Linked DNA regions of Homo sapiens: region 2 is linked to region 1. Evidence: read pairs that join two places in POLR2A ChIA-PET (ENCODE). Cell type or tissue: GM12878. All regions are shown on one strand. Links, peaks and the distances in the headings refer to the core of each region. The heading gives the core; the rest is flanking DNA.

Region 1 (4,389 bases), core at 87-4,086:
TTTCAATTACCTTCTGTAAGCCAATGACTTCCAAATATATAGTTCCAGCCCGTACCTCTCCTCTGAGCTCCTGCCCATGAATCTAATCGCCTCCTTCCCATTTCCTCTTGTCAGTGTCTCTGTAACGTCTGTGTTGTGTGTCCTGGCTGTTTATGATTTGCTTTTCTTTGACAACTATAATCTCCAGGGTAAGTTTAGTTCCCTTCTAAAACCATTTCCTCGGGCCAATCTTCCCTGACCTGCCCTCCCCGCCCCACAGTCTATGCCAGACCCTCTTTCACTTGCTCTCCAAGCACACTGAGTATTTCTTCTGTATTCTTCAGAAATCCTGGTCTCTTACACCTCTTGGGTTCATTGTTCTCAGGTGGACAGTAAATTCCACAGGGCTAAGTCTACCGCCTTTCTCTTAGTATCGGAGCACTTAGCCCAGAGCCTGGCACATACGAGGGCCTCAGTAAATGCATATGGGATGATTGAAAAACTTTAAGTAAACTAATCAAACCCTCTGAGATACTGAGAATTGTTGTTTGATTTTAGTTCAGAGTATTTTGTATTGGGCTGTGCTTGTTTAAGTTGTAACCCTCAAGAAGGTTTCCTCTGTTTTTATATATATATATATTTGCCATCCCTTCTGTTTTCCTAAATTCTACCTAGGTAGAAAACTGAGATGGTTTCAAGAATGAAACACACTCTACTCGACAATTCTTTAGCTCTTGCATTTGACAAAAGGGATCAAGTTCTAGAGGATAGACCCTCTAGAGGCAGTAAATGCTCAACTATTTACTAAGTGTGTGACCTTGAGGAAGTTATGTCACCTCCTTTGTTACTCCCTGGGTTCTTCATCTGTAGAATGATGCCACTAACACCTACCTGTGTCACATGTATAGTGTATGCACAGGGTCTGACACAGTGCCTGGCAATAGTAGAGGTCCCCTATTTGTTTAACAGATTTTTTTTTTGTGCACTCAGAAATGGGACAGATACTGTTTCGGGCACTGAGGATACAGCAGTAAATGAATCAGACAGATCCTGCGCTCAGGGGGCTCACATTCTAGGGCAGGGGGGAGGTAAGTGTTGGTGGGGGAAAAGACAGGAAAGATAAAGCCAGATAAGAGCATAAAGATGAATGGGGTAGAAGTGACGGTGTTTTAGCTGTGGGGATCAGAGAAGACTCCCATAAGGTGAACAGGAGTAGGAGTCAAAGATATTCATTCCTCTATTCCTTTGCTCCTCTGCAGGGAGAAATCCTACTTCCCGTGGTTACTAGGGAGAATGCCTCACTCTAACTCATTTCTGTCTGGGTGGGAGCAGTGCCAACAGAAATAAGAGATGGGTTTCAGGAGGCTCTGGCCTTGATAGGCATATGTCATCCCACCCAGGGAGTGCAATGCAAGGTCTTGTTGGTTTCTTTATTCCATAATAGTTGATATGCAAACTAGATTAGGCACTGAGAAATGCTTCTGTGTGGCCGGGCGCGGTGGCTCATGCCTGTAATCCCAGCACTCTGGGAGGCTGAGGCGGGCAGATCACTTGAAGTCAGGAGTTCGAGACCAGACTGGCCAAGATGGCAAAACCCCGTCTCTACTAAAAATACAAAATTAGCTGGATGTGGTGGCACACACCTGTAATCCCAGCTACTCGAGAGGATGAGGCTTGAGAATCTCTTGAACCCGGGAGGCAGATATTGCAGTGAGCCAAGATGGTGCCACTGCATGACAGCCTGGGTGACAGAGCAAGACTCCGTCTCAAAGAAAAAGAGAAAAGAAAAAGAAAAAAAGAAATGCTTCTGTGTAATGGAACTTCTGTTTGGGGAGCAATAGGTAAAAATAAAACCCTAGGAAATCCCCAGGTCTCTCTCAATGGGTTTGAGGTAAGAGTTGGCAGGTTGGTTTCGCCTCTGCTTGCCTGTGGGCAGAAAACCAAATGAATCAAAAGGCAGCCAGAATGGAATAACTAGCACCTTAAGATGACACCAGGAAACCTTGAGGGTTTCGCAGGCCCTCAGGATCTAAGCAGACAGTATGACTAATTTGTCTGTGCCCTAGACTTAGCTGCCTGTCTTCCCACACTTGTGGCTTCTCCTGAAAGAGCAGGAATGGCTGTGTTGAGTTGTTGCCCTGCAAGGTTGGACTTGAATAAAATTCAAAACACTTCACATCTTTGGGACTTAATAGTTTTTCTGAAGTAAGCTCCATACAGTTTCTCCTGTATAGTCAATGGGAGGGAATAAGGAAGAATGGGATATGTCTCCCTCCAAGAACCCAGGCACATTGCGTAGCATTAATAGACCCAAACAAAAGGATTCCCCTTCTTTCTCCAGAATCCCTCTTCAGCTGCACAGCTTGCAGCCACGAGAAGGTGAGTCTCTGTTGTGGAGAGAGACACATTTGGCTGACTAGGGGTACTGAGAATTGTCAACCTATAAATAAAGCATTCAGTCAGAAATTGTTAAACTCAGAAAAGCAGCTGAGAAATTAGTAACGGTGTTACTACGTTAAGATTTAAAGAGCTGGCCAGGCACGGTGGCTCACACCTATAATCTCAGCACTTTGGGAGGCCAAGGCGAGTGGATCACCTGAGGTCAGGAGTTCGAGACCAGCCTGCCCAATGTGGTGAAACCCCGTCTCTACTAAAAATACAAAAATTAGCCAAGTGTGGTGGCACATGCCTGTAATCCCAACTATTCAGGAGGCTGAAGCAGGAGAATCGCTTGAGCCTGGGAAGCAGAGGTTGCAGTGAGCTGAGATTGTGCCACTGCACTCCAGCCTGGGTGACAGAGCAAGAGACCATCTCAAAAAAAAAAGAAAAAAAAAATTAAAGAGCAAAGCAAGGCATGTGCCCGTAGTGCCAGCTACTCTGGAGGCTGACATGGGAGGATGCTTTGAGCCCAAGAGTTTGAGACCAGCCTGGGCAATATAGCAAGACCCTATCTCTAAAACAAAATTAAATTTAAATTTAAAAATATTTATGGAGCTGAGGGTTTTTAGAAGTATTTTACCAACTTACAAATTCTTACAATTTAGCAGCTCCAACACAGGCAGAGGGCAGATACACAAGAATCACTGCCAGTCACGAGGCTGAGGAGAATTTCAACACTGGTATGCATCTGTTCCTGAGGCCAATCCCTTAGCAAGGAAATCAGACACTTCTTTCAGATGCCTAAAAGTATCAAACACAAATATTTATGCGTCCAGGTATTAAAATTCATCAAAGGACCTTTCAAGTCGTTATACTAGCTGCTGTTGTTCTGTTCAACTCTAAGTTTCAGGAGCTTAACAAGTGTGTCCCAGACCCAGCCAATTCCCTAGACCACCCAATGTACCCGCAGTGGCCAAATGTCCCCTCTTGGGGTGTGGCCAGTGAGATTCTCAACTAACTTTTCTTCTATGTCTTAATAACACAAGACCTTCTATCCCTCCTTTTTTTTTTTTTTTTTTTTTTGAGATGAATCTCACTTTGTCGCCCAGGCTGGAGTGCAGTGGTGTGATCTCGGCTCACTGCAACCTCTGCCTCCCAGGTTCAAGCCAGTCTCCTGCCTCAGCCTCCCGACTAGCTGGGATTACAGGTGTGCGCCATCATGCCTGGCTAATATTTGTATTTTTAGTAGAGACGGGGTTTCACCATGTTGGCTAGACTAGTCTCGAACTCCTGACCTTAGGTGATCTGCCTGCCTCAGCCTCCCAAAGTGCTGGGATTACAGGTGTGAGCCACTGTGCCCGGCCGTATTCTTCCATTTTTAAGATTTGAGGCCCTTCTCTTAATTTCAAAGGGAAATGACTAAGAGGTATAACTCAGGAAAGACGAGCTGAATGTTAAGGGACAAGAAACGTCAGACTCCAGAGTATCCACAATGCTTCCAGACTGATTCTAAGTCCAGTCACATTTCTGTTAAGAGTGATCTAACAAGAAGCCAACAAATTATCTAGTCTAGAATCAGGGCTTCAACTGGACAGACCATTCAATACATTGAATATATGTGTGTGTGTATATATATGTGTGTGTGTATATATATATATATATACACATATATATATATACTTTTTTTTTTTTTGAGACAGAGTCTCACTCTGTCACCCAGGCTGGAGTGCAATGGCACGATCTTGGCTCACTGCAACCTCCACCTCCAGGGTTCAAGCAATTCTCCTGCCTCAGCCTCCCAAGTAGCTGGGATTACAGGCATGCGCCACCAAGTCCGGCTCATTGCCTGGCTAATTTTGTATTTTTAATAGGGACAGGGTTTTGTCATGTTGGCCAGGCTTGTCTCAAACTCCTGACCTCAAGTCATCCTCCCGCCTCATCCTCCCAACGTGCTGAGATTATAGGTGTGAGCCACCATGCCCAGCCACATTGAGTATATTTTAATGTATATTTAATATATTCCTTTTCAGA
Region 2 (4,389 bases), core at 195-4,194, 53 kb before region 1:
AGCATTTGCTGCTGTGGCTACTTACATTGCTTTGTGATTTTCAGTTAGGGCCCCTCTTCCTTCCCCCCAGCCCCATACACTGCAGGCCTCCTCCGGGAAGGGACCAAGTCTGTGTTTGTCCACTACTCTTTCTCCAGCACTCACTGTGAGACTTGGCACTTAGAAAGGGCTCAGTAAATATTGGTTGGATGAATAAATAGATGCAGCAATGAGGAGGCAGAGATAAAGCTTTCCTCACTTTGATGCAGCAGGTTCAGCATTCTGTGTATTGTTGTCTCTGCTGTTTTGGCTCCCAGAATGACTACAGTTCTGTCAAAGCTACAACGGTTTTGTTAAGGAACTTGCAAATTCTGAAATCAGACTTCCAGTGGTAAGAATCTAAAACCTCCCTGAATGCTGTCTGACTTGCTTAAAGGTTCTTGGCCTGTCTTATCACTAGTGGTGAGTCAGAGACTATATCCCCGACAAACCCTGGTGTTTGGAGAGGCCCCAGGGAGCCAGGGAGCCAGCAGCAAGCTGCCAGGTCATCTTAGACTGCTCCACCCTCCATGCCTGCAGGCAAGGCCCCAAGAGGAGGCCTCCTGTTTGCTTGAGAGCAAAGCAGGACTAGCAATAACCAACATCATGGAATGGCCAGTGGTGGCTTTGTCCCTGGAGGGCTTTCCATTCATAAAGGACCTCAATTAAGACTTTTCTTTTTTTTTTTTTTTTTTGTGACAGAGTCTTGCTCTATTGCCCAGGCTGGAGTGCAGTGGCACCATCTTGGCTTGCTGCAACCTCCACCTCTTGGGTTCAAGCGATTCTCCTGCCTCAGCCTCCCAAGTAGCTGGGATTACAGGTATGAGCCACCATGCCTGGCTAATTTGTGTGTGTGTGCATGTTTTTTTGTTTTCTTTTTTTTAGTAGAGACAGGTTTTTGCCATGTTGGCCAGGCTGGTCTCAAACTCCTGACCTCCAGTGATCCTGTCACCTCAGCCTCCCAAAGTGCTGGGATTACAGGCATGAGCTGCCGCGCCTGACTTAGGTTTAGACTTTTGACAATATCTCTGAGTTACTGCAGTGTCAGAAAGATCCATTGACAGAATAGAAAAAAGATGTTGCCAGTCATGTCCCATGCCATTCTTGCCACCTGCATTGCACTCATATTTTTAGTAAGTCTTGGACCTACATTGTGAATAGTGCAATTACCGTGTTTTCTTTGTTTACTTGTATATTGTTTAATATTAGTTTAATATTAAACAATATATTGGTTAAGTTTAATTATTTTAGAATATGCCACAGTTTGGGGAGGCCCTGTTTTGACATCTCTTCATGTTTTAATATTCTGGGACCCTCAAAAAAATTGAACTGGTCACAAAGCAAGCTACCTTCTTCCCCAAGCCCCCACGTTGCTGATCGGCTTTCCCTAGCCCCAAGTCTTAGAGCACAGAGCCTCTCTCAGAAGCCCCTAAATCCTCTCTTAAACACTCAGTTTCAGTCAGGTAGCTCTGGGTGGCTGGGGACCCTCAATATTGTTCATTCTTTTTTTTTTTTTTTTTTTTTGAGACAAGATCTTGCTGTGTCACCCAGGAATACAGTGCAGCAGCCTAATCATGGCTCACTGCAGCCTTCGACTTCTGAGCTCAAGTGATCCTCCAGAGTAGCTAGGACTACAGGCATGCACCAACATGCCCTTCTAATTATTGTTTTTAATATTTTTTGTAGAGACCAGGGTCTTGCTGTGTTGCCCAGGCTGATCTCGAACTCCTGGCCTCAAGCGATCTTGTTGCCTTGGCTTCCCAAAGTGCTGCTATTACAGGTGTGAGCAACTGTGTCTGGCCTCAATACTGTCCATACTTAGAGTCTTCAGATCTTCCCTTCCCCTGCCCCTGCGGTGCCCGGAGCTGCTTTGGATTACGGAGAGGAGTTACCTGATAGCAATAAGCATTTACAATGTAGGAAAACTGGAGCTGTAGGTTTTGCATTTTGATTCACATTCTTCGCTCCCCATGGTGTGACATTTTCCGCTTTTGGCCATGGAGCCAAAGCTCATTTTTACAGCCCACATAAGTAATGCAAAAGAAAAGTAACATTGGCCCCATTAACTCCCCCAGGTTCCACTGGGTTTCACAGAGTGAATAATCACAGGGCCTCAAGTATAAAGCACTGTGGAATAATAGTCGACTCAATTTTTTTCCCCCGTTTCTTCTTTTGAAGGTACCTTCCTTTAGCTGTGGTTTGATTATTTTTAACATTGCTTCCTGACTTGCTTTTTAATTTGTAAGAAGTAGCATGATAGAAAAGAAAGAAGGGGCAAAACCTACAGAGAACAGCACTTGGTGTATACTTCCTGGAAATACCAGTGTGGTTTCTGGGCATACTCTACAGAGAGCACCAGGGATGTAGAAGCTAGACACCTGAATGGCACACATCCCTTACCACCAGTGGCTGTGGCACTGACAGGTGGATACCTGGCTTCTCTTTCCTTAGAGATGCCAGGAAAAACAGAGAAACTGCAGACCTGCCCTCCAGCTGTCCGTGTTGTTGGAGACTTTTTCTTTTACCTCGGTTCATTTTCCACTGTCATTTGTGAGCTGAATTTTGTGCACTCAGAGAGCAGGGACCAGGTCATATCCTTCTGTGTCTCTACTTTGCTGGGCTATAAAAGATCGCTCATAAATTGCATCAGTTGATTGACTGATCCAAACTCAGGCCATTCTAAAAGCCCAAAACCATTGCAACCTGACTTTAGTTATCCATTTATCAGAAAGACATTTTTTTTTTATTTTAGAGGGAAACCAGAAGTAGCTTTCAGCCTGCCTTTCTTCATTCATTCAGTGAATATTTACTGAGTATCTACTCTTTACCAGGCACTGTGCCAGACACTGGGGATTCAGCAATGAACAAGACAACATCTACTTTCCTGGGGTTTATGTTCCGTTGGGAGGGAGAACAGACAAACAAATTAATATAATGGACCAGGTGATGCTAAGTGCTCTAAAGGAAAATGAAGCAGGGTAAGGTAATAGCATGTGAAAGGAGAGGATGCTACTGGGTGGTTAGGGGAGGCCCAGAGTAGGCGAAGCAGGGGAAATTCTCGGGGTTGCACATATCAGAAGTCACAGGTAAGTGGACTTCTGTGCATGGAGGCTCTGCAACCAAGCAGCCTCCCTCCCTTGGTCAGTTCGTGCCAGAATCAGGATTCCTGGGCTGCCCTAGTCGCCTGTAGAGGACTTGAATCATAATCTTCAGAAGCCAAGCGGGAGAGAAAAGGTCCCTGCCTCTGCAGTGCGAAGAGAGTCCAGGGTAAGAAATGCTCCATTCACGTTGTCAATGGAACTTTGTTCTTGCCCATTACTGAAAAGAGAAAGGGGATCTTCCCTTCTGGTTCAGGGGAAAGAAAGAGGCCCCTGTGGGGAGAGAAACCTGCTTTAGTTATCAGAAAAGAAACATTAGTGGGGCTTGCTGGGCCTACAGAAAAGGAAAATGGACGCTACCCATCAGCCCTCCATTTTGAAGGGGTCAGATGGGGGTATTTTAAAAGTGGGTCTCTAAAAAAACCTCCTCTCTTTCTTTTTGTATTTCTCAACAAATGCTGGCAGATAGGCAATGGCTCATTAGACAGCATGTGCTGAACTGAGTGCAAAGTAATTCCCTTGAGCCCAGTTGACTGATGTTGCCATCATACCCCATCCCCTGAGAAGAGAATCGATTGCATAGAGCTCCACCGTTGATCCCCCAATACCAGTGACTAATGTTTCCCGGTTGACTAAGCACCCAGTTAATACTCACAGCAGCCTTTGGACATAGATTTTATTGTTATATCCATTTTACAGATGAAGAAACTAAGGCTCCCGAGTTGAGGGCTTGCCAAGGTCACATAGCTGGGAAGTGATGGAGCTGGGATTGGAAGGCCAGTGGTTGGACTTTAGAGGCCATAATTTAACCGGTACAGTCAGCACTGTACTCTGTTGAATCCTTTTCTTGTGAATCCAAACCAAGGCCACATGGAAACAGGAAAACCTAGGAGGCACTTCCTGGTCTCGAGCTGGGCTCTAGGAATACAAACATCCCAGGACATAACTGGGCTCTGTTAGCCTGAGGTTTCTGCTTTATAAGGATGCTATGCCAGCCCCGGGGCTCCAGGATGTGCACTTGAAGGACCTGTTTTCACTCAAGAAGTTATTCAAATGAGGGAAATTACCTGAAAATTTACACATACCAAGTTCCCAGAGTGAAAACAGCCTGAATATTCATTTAGGTAACTTGCTACACAGAGGTGTCCCTGTTGAATGTGCGTAGAACTTATAGCAAAGGACTTACGGCGAAAATTCCAAGTCCGCTTATGAGTGGGGAAGTCCCTGGAGCAACTTTACAGGAACAAGGTCATGGCCATTTTTACCATAAGGA

The links. ChIA-PET counts read pairs that join two places held together with the same protein. Peaks named below come from ENCODE experiments on the same cell type or tissue, not always from the same donor. Only the 100,000 strongest peaks of a DNase experiment are listed, where the experiment ranks them.
Region 2: POLR2A ChIA-PET joins it to region 1 with 11 read pairs; 11 of 35 experiments call an interaction of 5 or more read pairs at or near these places.

Annotation. Positions count from the first base shown.
Region 1 is chr2:227,409,075-227,413,463 of GRCh38, reverse strand. No RefSeq gene overlaps it. Among named protein-coding and RNA genes, the nearest start is that of SCYGR1, 23 kb to the right of the region's middle. RefSeq lists an enhancer at 1,655-1,854. In GM12878, for the core only: no CTCF peak of the experiment used is centred there; DNase peaks (open chromatin) are centred at 1,913 and 2,413; H3K4me3 peaks cover 408 bases; H3K27ac peaks cover 2,401 bases.
Region 2 is chr2:227,462,540-227,466,928 of GRCh38, reverse strand. No RefSeq gene overlaps it. Among named protein-coding and RNA genes, the nearest start is that of MIR5703, 7.4 kb to the left of the region's middle. RefSeq lists enhancers at 3,239-3,298, 4,199-4,258. In GM12878, for the core only: no CTCF peak of the experiment used is centred there; no DNase peak of the experiment used is centred there; H3K4me3 peaks cover 1,037 bases; H3K27ac peaks cover 1,358 bases.